Regions from separate parts of the Homo sapiens genome. Here region 1 is linked to region 2. Evidence: chromatin contacts called from ENCODE Hi-C or POLR2A ChIA-PET data. All regions are on one chromosome and are shown on one strand. Each heading gives the region's core, a stretch centred on a gene start or an enhancer-like site at or near the end of the contact. The rest is flanking DNA. Distances are from core to core; before and after follow the strand shown.

What was found. A loop is a pair of places that touch in the nucleus more often than their neighbours do. ChIA-PET counts read pairs that join two places held with the same protein, here RNA polymerase II (POLR2A). Pooled maps may share reads with other maps.
Region 1: a loop to region 2 is called in a pooled map, with 4 times the contacts of the local background. The contact joins two enhancer-like sites. A Hi-C loop is called at or near these places in 1 of 37 single-sample maps with no recorded cell type and 6 of 50 pooled maps. POLR2A ChIA-PET finds 5 or more read pairs at or near these places in 1 of 52 experiments (activated CD4-positive, alpha-beta T cell).

What each region holds. Positions count from the first base shown.
Region 1 is chr9:4,333,793-4,340,825 of GRCh38, reverse strand. It overlaps a transcript of GLIS3 not described here. Among named protein-coding and RNA genes, the nearest start is that of GLIS3, 37 kb to the right of the region's middle. RefSeq lists an enhancer at 1,143-1,437. Within about 2 kb of position 1,290, at least 4 of the 41 ENCODE cell types and tissues checked have a DNase peak (open chromatin) inside an H3K27ac peak, as active enhancers do.
Region 2 is chr9:4,113,802-4,121,386 of GRCh38, reverse strand. GLIS3 (GLIS family zinc finger 3) reads left to right here. Exons shown (of 11, transcript NM_001042413.2): 4 at 2,506-3,619. Among named protein-coding and RNA genes, the nearest start is that of GLIS3-AS2, 180 kb to the left of the region's middle. Within about 2 kb of position 2,617, at least 5 of the 41 ENCODE cell types and tissues checked have a DNase peak (open chromatin) inside an H3K27ac peak, as active enhancers do.

The DNA.
Region 1 (7,033 bases), core at 41-2,540, 220 kb before region 2:
TACTTGGGTGGCTGAGGCAGGGACAATTGCTTGAACCCAGGAGGCGGAGGTTCAGTGAGTTGAGATAGTGCCACTGAACTCCAGCCTGGGTGATGGGTGACAGAGCGAGACTCTGTCTCCAAAAAAATTAAACAAAAACAAGAATCAGGTGGGATCTGGTTCCGACAACGGTCTCCAGGTTCAAGTGTCCATGGTGGTTAATAGCGTGGATGTGGAGATGAGCACATGGACCATCACCCTCACTCCCTCATTCCTGCTGTCCTGCCACCACAAATACACAGAAGCTTAACCCTAGACCCAGGAACCATCCGGGCAAGGAGAACAGGGATGGAGGATGCATCCTGAAAGATGAGGAATTTGCCCCAAAGACACTGGGTAAGACAAAATAAAAGAATGTTTCATCCTGGAATTGAGTTGCCTTTTAATTGGGAAGTTGAAGTTTTCCCCCACCCCCTCACTTCTATTCAGCTCAAAAGTCAGATGACATCAGTCATGGCAAATAAAGGAAAATGACATACTTTTTTTTTTTTTTCTCATTTGATTTGTAATTCCTAAACTTCTATCTGGGTACAGACGTTTTGGATTATTCAGAGATTTAAAAAATACATACTAACTCTGTTCCCCTGTGGTAATTAAAAGTTGGCCATGTAAGAAAGAAAATATTAAAAGTATGGAGAAGGCTGTAGAAAAAGGGAATAGATCCAGAGATTCTAGGGGAATATCAACCTCATGCTAAGCCAAGCCGTGAGGACATGGTGAATTCACTGATGAGCAAGAAGCAAAGCCGCTTGTCAGCTGGTATTAAATGTTGACTTCTCCCTAGTCTTTGTGTCTTGGTCAATACCAAATGAGAGAATGTTTGCTCTTAAGTTCACTCTAGGAAACTACCCACCAAAAACTTGCTTTACCTTTCTGTCTCTTTTCTTTTCCTTTCCTTTCCTTTCCCTCCCCCTCCCCTCCCCCACCCCTCCCCTACCCCCTCCCCTCCCCTCCCCCTCCCCCCTCCCCCTCCCCTCCCCTCCCCCTTCCCTCCCCCTACAGTTTCTGGTTCTCTGGGCACGTTTTGATCCCAGTGAGAAGCTTCTTTTGTACCAAACTTCCCAAATCCCATCATTGCATTGTTATCTGGCTTTGAAATGTCACTGTGGCATCTCCACCCTTGCTTGGGAAACTTTGCTCAATGAAAAGTCTGATTAGCTTTACCTGACCCTAAATACACACAACAGAGACGGATCACAGAAGGACCAGAAGCAACAGGTTGGAGAGGTTCTTTCCGGTTAGCAATCCAAACCTCTGCACCTATTTGGCCTCTAGGCGGCGCCAGCCCTTCAAAAAACAAGGCTGTTTATGTAACAGATTGGCAGTTTGAACGTCTATATAAATGTCATTCTTTAAAAATAAAGACGAAACTCTCAGTTAACTTAAACAGGAGCAAATTAAAAAGTAGAGTGAAGCATGTATTTCATGAACACAATTCATCGGCTGTCTTTGGTACTTCAAAATGAAACATTTTCTCCAAATAACTGGCACCCTCCCACTGGCTTTAGCTACATAGTGACAAAACAACAGATCAATTCACTTCAGTGAAGAAGACAAATCCAGTCATTGAGGACTGGCTTCATGTGACTTACACACCTGGGGACAGAATTCTATCTATGCCACCAAATATATAAGCCAAGCCACTAAATCATGACTGAGGTGTTGAGTTTATCCTCCCAAACATATCGAGGTAGTGTTGTATGGACAGTCTCAATTGTTTTGAACATGATTATTTTGCTTCATGAACTCACCAGGAGGGTCCTTGAAATGCCGCTTTTCAACATAGTTTTAAGGGTAAGCCTGTAACACATAAAGCCGTCTCATTTTGAAGGCTTTGTGTCCTTGTGTGTTAATGCAGAATCTCAATCTTAGCTTCAAAATGGAATCACTTGGGGAGCTTTAAAAAAAATCCCAAGACTCAGGCACATACCCCAAACCAATTAAATAAGGATCTCTGGAGCTGGGACCCAAGCAACAGTGCTTTTTCCAGGCTCCTTAGGTGATACAATATGAGGCTATATTTTTGGTTCCTCTACTTTCTACTTGCAGCTCCTTCTCCCATGGGGCTGGCTACAGGAACCAATCTCCAGTACTTACACTATTTTCCCCCAGTTCCTTTTTCTCCCTGGGTCTGTCCCCAAACTTCATGCAGAACAATGCCTGTGAACAAGTCACATGCCCTTTAGATTCTTCCAGACCTATTTGAAATTCAGTGGTAGCCACATCTTGACTTCAAGTTTGGGGCCCTATACAGTCATTGACTAGTAGATATGAACAGTACCTCATAGGTTGTCTAGTATGGTGACTCCCAAATACCAGTCCTGAGCTGAATTCTCATCCTGAATAAGAATAATCCAGGGAGCTTGTTTAAAAAATTGTGTGTGTGTGTGTGTGTGTATGTGTGTGTGTGTGTGTGTGTACACACATATATAATAGAAATCCATCTATCTCTCTATATATACGTATAATTTTGTTACCAGAAAGTCTCATTCAGTAGGTCTACAGAAAGACCTGAAAGCTGTGTTTTAACAAGCTAAGCTTAAAGGAAACTCATCTAGTCCAACACTGCCAACACATAGCAGCAGCAAAATCTCAATGGGATATGCCTTGTTCAAGGAAACTTGTCTAGTCAGGAGAAGCGATAGGATTAGAATCAGGTGTCCTGACTCCTGTGAAAAGAAGTCATGCTATGGACAAATACAGTTTTTGCATTTCAAAACTAAACACACACACACACACACACACACACACACACACACACAGCCTTGCCAATCTTACCAGTTAGACATTAGAGAAAGAGCAAACCATCCTGGGAAATCAGATCTGGGTCCTAGCTCCTGCTTGGTCACATAAGCTGTGTGGTTTGGGGCAAATATTTTCATCTCTTTGAACCCCAGTTTCTTCATCTTTCAAATGGGGGTAATAGTTGCCTCATAGAGTTTTGTGAGGATTAAATGATACAACATATCTGAAAGATGGATAGTGGAGCCTGGTACTGAGTAAACAAAACTGGTTGCTACCACCTCTACTATTATGCTACTATTGTGATCATTATTATGAACATTAATCAGCTTTTGTCTGGCCTTGTGATATGGTAGAATGAGTCAGATATTGGCCCAAAGGGATCCTCCATGTTCTTTTACTTCAGTGATGCTTGAGGCCCTTGTCCAACTCAGCATGTCAGAAAAAATGACCGGAAGGAGCCTGAAGCTTTTTGTTTGTTAGATATATTTTTTTGATTATAAAGGAAATATACATCATTGTAGAGTACATAGAAATGTTCAGAATCATTGCAAAATATTGCCTTCATTCGTTTAAATCAAAAGTATGAAAATACTGTCCGTACGATTTTGTATCTTTATTTTCAAATGAACATTTCCTATGTCATTAATTTTTTGACCATATCACTTTAATAGCTGCATACTATCTAATCATATGGCTGTATTTAATTAACTATTTTCTGATTGTTAGACATTTATGTTATTTCCAGCTTTGTTACAATAATTAACACTTTGGTGAAGGTCTTTGTAGATAAAGTATTTTTCTGAGCTTCTGATTATTTCCTCAGGACTGTGTCCCAGAATGAGAGTTTTGGGGTTAAATGATTTGCACTTTTAATGATTCTATGTGTTGCCAAATTACTTTCGGGAAAAGTTGTACCAATTTGTTTGTGCACTAGAAGCCAATGACACTACCAACTCTGAGTATTTTCTTTTCCTAATTTGATAGGTTAAAAGTAGTATCTCATTTTAGTGCATTTAAAAACATTTACTAGTAATATTAGATTTTTAAATATTTATTAGTCATTTATATTCTGTCCTCTGGAAATTGTCCATTTACTTGATCTATTTTTCTCTTGGAATTTAGTGAGTTAGTGTCTTCCTTATCAGAATATATGAGTATTCATGTAGAATTGACAGATAACTTTGTAGACCTCTTTTCATAGATCTTTTTAGCAGATCTGTAGTGTAATTAGTATGAACATCTCTCTACTATCATAAAAACTTGCCAACTAAAGGAATATACAAATTGTATAGGACTTGGGACATGAGCTCTGGAGCAGTGAACATCGCACGTTTCCCATAAGTGATAGTTTTGAGGAATGGCAAGGTTTGGAGTTAGGTGGATCTGGGTCTAAACCCTAGTTCTGTCGCTTACTGGTTTTGCAGTCTTGGTTTTGTTGTTTTATCTTCCTGAGTCTTACTTTCCTTTTCCATAAAACGGAAACTATATATTCAGTTTCAGGGCTCATGTGAGGATGCCAAGAGAAAGGGTGATATCAACACCCCGACACATGTATCAGTGCCCTCAGGGTCTGGCACCAGAAACTGTAGCAATGATCCTAAGGGATCCAGGTCCCTGACCCAGAACTGCCACCCAGAGTATTGGTGACCTGGCCTGGCCTGGTGGCTTTGGCCCTGTGGAGCAACTTTAATGCTAGTTACAGCAGCACCAGGGGCTTAGTGGATAGATAGCTTAGCCATAGAGATCTCTGAAAGTATTCAGAGCTAAAGAAGAGGAAACCCATATATCACATGTGGCCATGGAGAGGACTGATTTTGAATCCACATGAGATGCTTTTTGGAGACTCCCAAGATTAGGTCAGGGAGAAGAGTTGGCAGTGGGCTAGAGCCAGAGAACTATTGCTTTCTACTGCTATTGTGACCCTACTTTAATATCATGCCATGTGGCTTATGGGTAACAAACAGATTGGGAAATGGAGGCCCACAGAGGTGTAATGACTTACTCAAGATCTCACAGCACATCATCTCCAAACTCAGGTTTTCTAACTGCTTGCTCCCTGCCCTTTCTTCTTCATCACCTGTCACCAAGTAAATTTACCGAAGTCCGCAAATTTTTACCTTAGGTTGTCATAGCTCTGTATTAACTAACTGAATTTCTTGGAACTGGATACAAACACCAAGGCTGGAATGAGGGAAGAATCACCTTATCCTGTTAAATCTGGTTCAATGGGGGAAGGACCCTGGGGCAATTCAGAGTAGGGCAAGGGACCCAGGGGATGCCAAGTGTGTTCTGAGGCTTCTTGAAAGGGATGGATGCCTCTAAGAGAGGTCTAAATAGATCCTGATGTTTCAGGTTTAAACTAAAACCCTAAGCCGTGTTGAAAGTGCCCTTGTTTAACCCCGGGCTACTTAGGGTACTACAGGTGAGATGCCAGGTGTAAGCTAGGTTAACGCCATCCCCAGGGCTGGTGAGGGAGATAGACACCAGAACCACTGAATTCTGCCTGTTTTTCACACTTGAAGGCTTTGCACAGGAAAGCACGTGGAGCAGAAGTGATAATTCAGATGATTAGAGCAGAAGCCCTTTATGGAGTAGCATTACCAGATCTTTTTATTTGCTATATCTGGCAAGTTTACGAGCAACTGAGGATTTACTTTAACTGAACCATTTGGTTTAGCTGTCTACAATTAATTGATCAATTTCACAGGTTAATTGGCTTAGGGCTTCATTTCACTTTGTGGTATAGACTTTGATCGTCACTGGAGTTATTTCTTATGCTTCTAATTTGTTTCAATTATGGCACTAAGATGCTCAGTAAAAATGAGTGGAAATGGGGCCAGGTACGGTGGCTCATGCCTGTAATCCCAGCACTTTGGGATGCCAAGGCGGGTGGATCACGAGGTCAGGAGATCAAGACCATCCTGGCTAACATGGTGAAACCTCGTCTCCACTAAAAACACAAAAAATTAGCCAGGTATAGTGGCGGGCGCCTGTAGTCCCAGCTACTCGGGAGGCTGAGGCAGGAGAATGGCATGAACCCGGGAGGTGGAGCTTGCGGTGAGCCGAGATCACACCACTGCACTCCAGCCTGGGTGACAGAGCAAGACTCCGTTTCAAAAAAAAAAAAAAAAAAAAAAGGTGGAAATGATTTCTCTTCTGAGAGCTGCTCTTATTGTAGTTGTGGGTTGAAGAGAGCAGGCATGACTGCCCATGGCTGGGCATGCTTTTAAAGGTCAGAGTACAAAATGGCCTTGGACAAGCCCCAGGTTCGCTGTAAGTGGCCTTCTGTAGCACCTTTGTGTGTGAGAATGAATGCTGTGACTCATAAGGGCAGTAGTGTGGATTGAGGGAGTATAAGGAGAAGACAGGCAAAGCAGCATGGGGACAGTGGCTGAACAGGCCCAGTGCTCACTAGGCCAGGTTGGGCTGTTTGGCGTTCACCTAGGTAACCTGTTGCCAGGAGGACAACAATAACTTCCCCATGACAACGCTGGAGCAAGAGCCCTGGCACTGCAAACAGAGCCAGAAAAGTCTGCCCTAGCTTGGACTTGCTGATTAATGAACATGCATTTGCACTACAATTGTTTCAGGAAGGGTGGAGGGGACAGAGGGCACTGACCAGCTTCCTTGCCTCTCCAGCCACCAGCTCCTTGACAGCCAACCTTTTCTGTCTACCCACATACTCTGTAGCTGCCACGTTTTAATTGTTGCTTGTTTTGAGAGGTTCTGTGATCTCTCTGTAATTTGTAGAAGGACTGAATGTTATATCCAGAAAGCTCCTTGGGAAACAGATTTAGAACCTGCCTGGAATTTACACTATCAGATGGTCTTTCACTGTCCCCTTTACTCAGTTTCTTTACCTGTAGTAGAATCAATTCCTATTACCTAAATTTGGGTGAATTTTTATGAGATCTCACTGCTCAGTCAGAACTTGCTGTAACTGTTTGTCTTGATACTCAAATTCAAGCCCTCTGAATTATGAGACTAGAGTATTGTCTGCCTCATGAAGAGGTCACTTTTGTTTCTAAGCACTTAAGCTCCTAACAGGAACCCTAGTCCTTTCCTCTCCTGCAGAGGTCATCAGAGCAGACAAGGTGGCACCATTCCAGGTAGGATTTAAGGAATCCAAGAAATTCCCAATGCAAAGTGGTTTTCCCTGGCGTTGCCTGAAATCGCACCTTTTTGTAAAGTGTTGTTTGGAGCTTTATGATAATATAATTTCTCTTGGGAGGATATTTCCAATCAGGTG
Region 2 (7,585 bases), core at 1,368-3,867:
GATAAAAATGATCCCTTCTGTTAAAAGACTTTGAAATTTATTGAAGAATATAACACCCACAGATGCCTGAAGTTAACTACATTTAAGACACATTGCAGACAGTATATAACTTCTTTGGGAAGAGAACTTCCACTGGGAGCTAGTGTACTGGGGAGAGATGTCATGGATTAGAGCTTTGAAAGATTAAAAGATCTGAGTAATCACACAGGAGGAAGACTGGCTGCTAGGCAAAGGCCATTTGGGGAAGTTTTGTTCTCATTAGGTGTTTGAGATAGAAGAGAGTTCTCTGTTCATATTAATACTTTAATGAATAGAATATAGAATTTGCTTTCTGAAAAATATATAATTGTCTTAGAAAACTCAGATGCCCAAAAAGTTATATAATGTGCCTGCATGGCTTTATGTGCAGATTTTGATTGAGCCATATTTAAGTATAATTTGAGAGAAATAAGAATCATCTCTCAACAGTGGAGCAAATGAACGTTTCACTATAGGCTGCCCTGAAACCAAATAATACAATTTTATAAGCAAAGTATATATAGGTGGATAACATACTTCTGTCTGTTAGTCATGACTTAACAATCTAATATGCTCCAGTATGACAGTGACAGGCAATTGTAGCACCTGAGAATGTGCATCCATTCAGGCATGTAGCTCTGCCAAAGCTCTGGTTCTTTATGTTCTATGAACCTTCTCAACCTGCGGGTGTAAAGCAGTCAGTTGTCTCTGTCTCATATACGATAGGACTACTAATTTAGTTTGGGTCCGAAAGCAATTCCTCGATCTTGCTGGGGAAGAGACCAAAAGGCCCTTGACATCCAATCACCAGGAGCCTTCAGCTGAGCTCTGCAGGAAGAGCCACATGCTGCAAGTGTGCTGGGAAAATAATTGAAAAGTGTCCGTGGGGAATTAAAAACTAGATGGTTCCAGAACCACTGTGGAGGTTGCAAAAAGACTACAACCCGAATTTAAGGATGTGGACCAAGAGGAAAATCTATGTCAAGGGCAACTGGATGTAAATTCCTGCTGTGTTTGTCTTTGGTAAACATTACTTCACTCGATGGTAACATCTCGTTGATGATGGTGTTATCACCTTGTACTGTGCATTTTGGAGCTGAGATGTTTTTCTTGCTAATATCATATGCTTGTATGAAATGGTGTTTGTGGCCTCCATTTTGTGAAACAGAGTAAGATGAACAGGTGGGATGAAAATGCTTCTTTTACCTCAGTTCCTTTGAGACAGGTTGATGTTTAACAGCTGGAAACAATGTGTTCATTTTGAGAAGACACGTTTTATATAACGTTTTGTTGTGATTAATTTTTTGTCAGTAAAAAAGACTTCAGTAGAAAGTCAATGCAGGTACATATAATAAGCCAGGTTCTTCTGATACACACCATGTCTGAGTCAAGAAATACAGCGTGTTATGTCTTGCCTCTGTGGCAAATTTTCCTTCCAAGGGACGTATCTTTTCTTCTCAATTATTTTCACACTTAAAGTTAGCCAAAAGATCAAGAAGTGATTTTTATTTTCAAGGCAACAATGTCACAGTAAAGCAAAATGAATTTTAAAGTGACCAGAGCTACATTATGAACCATTTTGATATGCAGATAATATATTGTGAGACATAGGGTGTGTTTGTAAAGGGTAAGAAGAATAGGAGAGGAATTGTTGCAAAAGTCAATTACAGAAAGTGAACGATCTGCTCTTGGCCCAAAGCTGCTTGGATTTAAGGACGAGAGTTCACAGAAAACCCAACTAGCAAGTGTGATTAAATCCCGAATGGCTCTAATGCATAATTCCAGATATGACTTGTTATCAGTTTGTTACTCCCTTATATATTATAGCTGCTTTTTATATTGTTTTCATTTTCTGGGGTGATTTGATGTAACTAATTACTGGCAATGTGAATTACTATCTTTAAAAAAATCAGAGTAATTCCTTAATATCAGTGAAACTAAATTGTGAAATTATTAAGTCCCCTGGACAACCCTTTGACTTTGAGGATTTACTTTTTTTCAAATAAAGCATGAGTTTATATGTTACTTTCCCAAATAGATTTTACTTGAAGGCTGAGATTCTGCAAAGCCTGTCATAACATGCTGCACATAGTAGGTGCTCAACAAATACTTATTTGGTTGGCTTTGACAGGTATCAGTAATTTTTCCCAGGTCTCTATCCTTTTTCCCCCATATTGAAAAAGTTATTTAAAAATAAAGCAAGGACTATTTATTACTCAAGTATTAAGATTATTTATAACAATAGATCTTTTGTTACATTATTTCAGTGAGCATTAGGTTTTATTGTTCTTCTTGGTAAAATGTTATTTACCTGGAACTGGAAGCCTTGGATTTTATCTTAGCCCAAGAATGTGTGTTTAGCACAGAATGTAATTAGGGGAAATACTTAAGGGATTGTCAATGCAGTGTTCTTTTAGCTCTTAAGCAATCCGTATCCTGCTAAAATGTTTATCTTTTTTTTTTCTTCCTTTCTGGCTGCTGTTCCAGGTCCCTTATTTCGCGTGAGTCTTTGGCGTCCACGACCTTGAGTCTGACGGAAAGTCAGTCGGCCTCAAGCATGAAGCAGGAGTGGTCCCAGGGCTACAGGGCCCTCCCTTCGCTCTCCAACCACGGCTCTCAGAATGGCCTTGATCTAGGGGATCTCCTTAGCCTTCCTCCCGGGACATCCATGTCCAGCAATAGTGTCTCTAACTCATTACCATCCTACCTTTTTGGCACGGAAAGTAGCCACTCTCCTTACCCTAGTCCTCGGCACTCATCCACCAGGTCCCACTCGGCCCGCTCCAAGAAGAGAGCGCTGTCCTTGTCCCCGCTGTCCGATGGCATCGGGATAGATTTCAATACCATCATCCGCACGTCGCCCACGTCCTTGGTGGCCTACATCAACGGGTCGAGGGCTTCGCCGGCCAACCTGTCCCCGCAGCCGGAGGTCTACGGGCATTTCCTGGGCGTGCGCGGCAGCTGCATTCCCCAGCCGCGCCCGGTGCCCGGCAGCCAGAAGGGCGTGCTGGTGGCCCCTGGAGGCCTGGCGCTGCCGGCCTACGGCGAGGACGGGGCCCTGGAGCACGAGCGCATGCAACAGCTGGAGCACGGCGGCCTGCAGCCAGGCCTGGTCAACCACATGGTGGTGCAGCATGGCCTGCCGGGCCCCGACAGCCAGTCGGCCGGCCTGTTCAAGACCGAACGCCTGGAGGAGTTCCCGGGCAGCACCGTAGACCTACCCCCCGCGCCTCCGCTCCCTCCTCTGCCGCCGCCCCCAGGCCCCCCACCCCCTTACCATGCCCATGCGCACCTTCACCACCCGGAGCTCGGGCCCCACGCCCAGCAGCTGGCCTTGCCCCAGGCCACCCTGGACGACGACGGGGAGATGGACGGCATCGGGGGCAAGCATTGCTGCCGCTGGATCGACTGCAGCGCCCTGTACGACCAGCAGGAGGAGCTCGTGCGGCACATCGAGAAGGTCCACATCGACCAGCGCAAAGGGGAGGACTTCACTTGCTTCTGGGCCGGTTGCCCTCGAAGATACAAGCCCTTCAACGCCCGCTATAAACTGCTGATCCACATGAGAGTCCACTCTGGGGAGAAGCCCAACAAGTGTACGGTGAGTTTCCGAAGCGCAAGGGGTGACCTCTCTTGAAGGCCCGGCTTGCTTTGCGTACGTGTGTTTTTTCCTAACTCGGCCCATGGAGTTTGCATGCGTGGGGGTCTAGGTATCCATGAGATGGGGTTCCCCTTCAGCTTGAGGAAGGGGAAGATTTCTTTCATGGTTAGTGGCTCTCCATTGCTATATTTCCTTCTGCAAAGGTACACGATCCATCCCAGCAGGTGATCAGTCTGCCACACTCTGTAAAATCTTGGAAAGGAGATGCCAGCCAGGTACCAACTTTGAATTTCCTTAATGTGTATGGATGTGCAAGAGCAGAAGGACACAGATTGCACATCAGCAAGCTTTAGTTCTTTTCCAAAGCAAATATGCAGTGACTTTTTCTTCCCTCCAATAACCGGGCTAGAATTGGGATGGAGAGAAGAGTGGTTTTGATATTTGAAAAGGAACTCACCACTTAGCAACTTGGCTAGTAAAAGTGTTTCGGCATGCATCCACATGCCTGCGCTCTGTACCTTCCAGGGTTGAGAGACTAGCTAATGATTTATAGTCGGCATAAAATCACCCAGGGGATACACAGGAGCAGAATCTCACAGGATCCTAACTAATTTTAAGAGGTAATTTTGTAGAGAGATATGAGGAGAAAGAGCAGGGAAGCCTTTGGTGCTGAGGGAAGTGGGCCTGATGTCTCTTTCTTCCTCGCCTCTGCCTTTCACAGCATCCATCCTGGAACTCTCTCTGTTTCTTGGCAAAATTTACTATTTTTGAATAATACGATTCTTAAATGGTTTCACAACAATTTCACACCTCACAGAAACCCTCAGGGTTTATAAACAGGGCATCACCCTTGGGATCACAGGATGGCTTTGCACAATCTCAGACAGCTCACTTAAGTATTGGAAAAAGAAGAACATGTGTTTTATATTAGTTTAGATGGACAGAAATATTTCATTTAAAGTCTAAGATTTCTATATATTCCCTGGATATTGAGTATGGTGCTGGTACTAAATATGTGAAATATATAAATCAATTTAAACAGAAATTTATTTGTACTGTGGTTCCCCAGCCCGAGTTCCTTCTTTCTGTAGTATGTCAGTGATGAAAAAGAATCTGGACTATGTGTATGCTTGATTATAGATTGGCCAAGGTTTCTTATTCATGTAAAAGCAAACCAAACAGGTGATAGCTATAATGCAAGTATTCAAAGCACTTTTTCACTGCCCGGTAGGTATTTTTGAAAGAGTTTTAAGAATGTCTTGTGGAATGGAATTGCATTTCTTGTCACAACGCTATGCACCACATTGTGATTTTTCTCAAGGAAAACCTGAAGCTGATACATTGCGAGAATGCCAGGTTATATGAGTGAAAAGAATAATTACTTTCCAGACAGCAAAACCTTACTCTGTCACTAGGGTTCTGCATTAAAAATGCCACAAAGAAACAAGCAATTGAAGGCAATTCAATTTACTCTGGAACACACCGGCCTATTGCAGGCAGGAAAGACATTCAGCCTCTGAAGGAAAACAGTCCAACCTTTTAGTTCTGACTAATCCTGGCTGAAAATAGTTCACTGGATTTGGCTTTACTGAAATAAACATAAAGGCTCGAATTATCCAGAAAAATATTTTTTGCATTGCAAAATTAATTTTTGTGCAATAGGATTTCCCCATTTTTCTACTGTTGCCAGGCTTTGCAAAGACATATAACTTTTTAAAGTTGATTTTTGCTGAAGTGCACGATAAATATCAAAAATATAAATACTTCAGTGAAAGAATAAGCTGATAGGTTAATGTTCGCAGGCTTATGCATAGCTTCTCATTGTATTGTTCAGAATGGGTATGGGAGATGATTTCTCTTCCTCTGATCTGCCCACTCCCCACTTCTAGGTGGAATCTTTATAAAATTCAGATTGATGATTTAACAGTGTATCGAATCTAGGACCACAAAGCATTTATTTACACATGTAATAGTGCACATAATAAACAGGGTTTCTTAGGAGCTGATTAATGCTGCAATTCTAGTTCTGGGGCTATATATTTTTAGCAGGAAGCCTTCATTTTCTTCTAAAACATACATATTATGGGCATTGTGTCTTCTGAAAACTGTTAGGTTGCTACATTGTCATCTGCTTGATTTGTAGGGTGATAGCCAACTGGCAGCAATTAATTTTGCTGTGAAAGTTTAGCAGTCCTCTTAAGTTGTAATCCACAGATAGAATACCTGGTTTTTAAAGTAGATATGCACCTGGAAAAAAATGTATTTTTCTGCCTTTTGCAAAACACATATTTATAGTCTTGGAGTCCACACACATACAACTGTTACAATTAAAATGTTTCATATCCCACTGACTTCAAATCTGATGGTAGTTGACTGAAAGCTCACGATCCTTGACAAGTAAAATGGCCACATTCTTCTTTTGGAAATGCGAAGTGACCTTTGGTTTTTGTGGCTGTGTCATACACTGCAGGGCTAGGAGCAGTCTAAATGATAAGAGCCGGGCCATTTTTTAGTTTTATATATGTTTAACTGCTATTTTCTGTGTATGATAGAGTTAGTCATTTTCACTTGCTTAGCTTATTGACCCAAGAAAGAAATGATGACCACATTGTGTTTGGTGGCCATGACTACAAGCAACACAAAGAGCTTCTGGAAGTTATGGTAAAATAGGGGTGTGTGAGAGGGCTACTCAGTGACGGCTTGCTTACAGTAAGTGGCTGCCACTGGTATCCTCCCTCATGCCAAATTTCATGTCATGCATGAGAGAACGCATTCTCAGAATCTCTGACCATAACTCCCTGGACTTATCAGAACCCTGGGATTCACATCATTCAGGATTCTGGGTGGCAGAACTGGGGGAGGGCTGTGAATTTATTATTTGGTTAACTTACTGGAAGAAGAGAATGGGTTCTTTTCCTTTTACCCCGACAACTCCACCCTTGTGTAGATCTCTTTCTTATTGCTTCTGTGGAAAGCCCAACCAGCTGCTCTCTTTCCAGGCCTGGCCTCGATTGCAGAGACATTCCCACCCAGTGGCAAAGGGCTTGAGAAGTAAAGGCCTCTGTAGACAGACAGGCAGACCTCAGCTAGTCAGAAACCGGGATATGCCAATATTACATTTTAAAATACCCGACTCCATTCACTGCTATCTATTAACTATAGTACTTTCTAGGTGCTGAATCTCTTTATTTTGACCTTCTGAGCTTAGACCAACTGCAACCTTGGTAAATCTCAGAATTATCAAAATATTTGAGCATTATCAGCTATAACTGTTGAATTCTATTAAGTTTTTCTGAGATGGTAAGGTCACAGGTCAGAACAAGTCATGGAGTCTCTGAATTTGTCCCTTTCCCAAACCCCTGTTTCATGTTCCTAAAAGGACAACATGAAGTATAAACCCAAACAATAGATGTACACTAATCATCCCTAACAATATCCATAGTGAATGGTTCCAACAGAGTGCACCCTGAGAACGTTTGTACTGTAGATCTTTTTACCATCAAGTTGAAGACTGTGCAATGGTTGGGTAACGGTGCCCAGTAAGTGTGTTCTGAATGAGCTTGGGCATGCTCTGTCTGTTGGTGCTTCTCATGAGAAAGGCTGTCTGCCTATCTGGGGCAGAGTGAGTAGAGGGACCCAGGGTTCTGTTGCTAGGATCAGAAACACTGATGACTTGCCTTCACGTACGACTGAAAGCAGTTGTGCTAGCAGGTTGGGGAGTGCTGGTAAGGGAATTGGGGGAACGTGGGCCTCCGCTTAAATTTTGTTTATTTTTCCTGGATGAATTTTATCCAATGGCAAAAAGGAATTGTTCAAAACTTTTACCCACCCATGGATTTTCATGAAAATGTCACTGACCAAAGACCAGTTTTGAATTTTGTATGAATTGACTCATTTCTCCACAGGCATTTTGCCTGGCAAAATCCAGAGTATTTTCTTTGGCTTGAATATTGGGCAGTGGTGCTT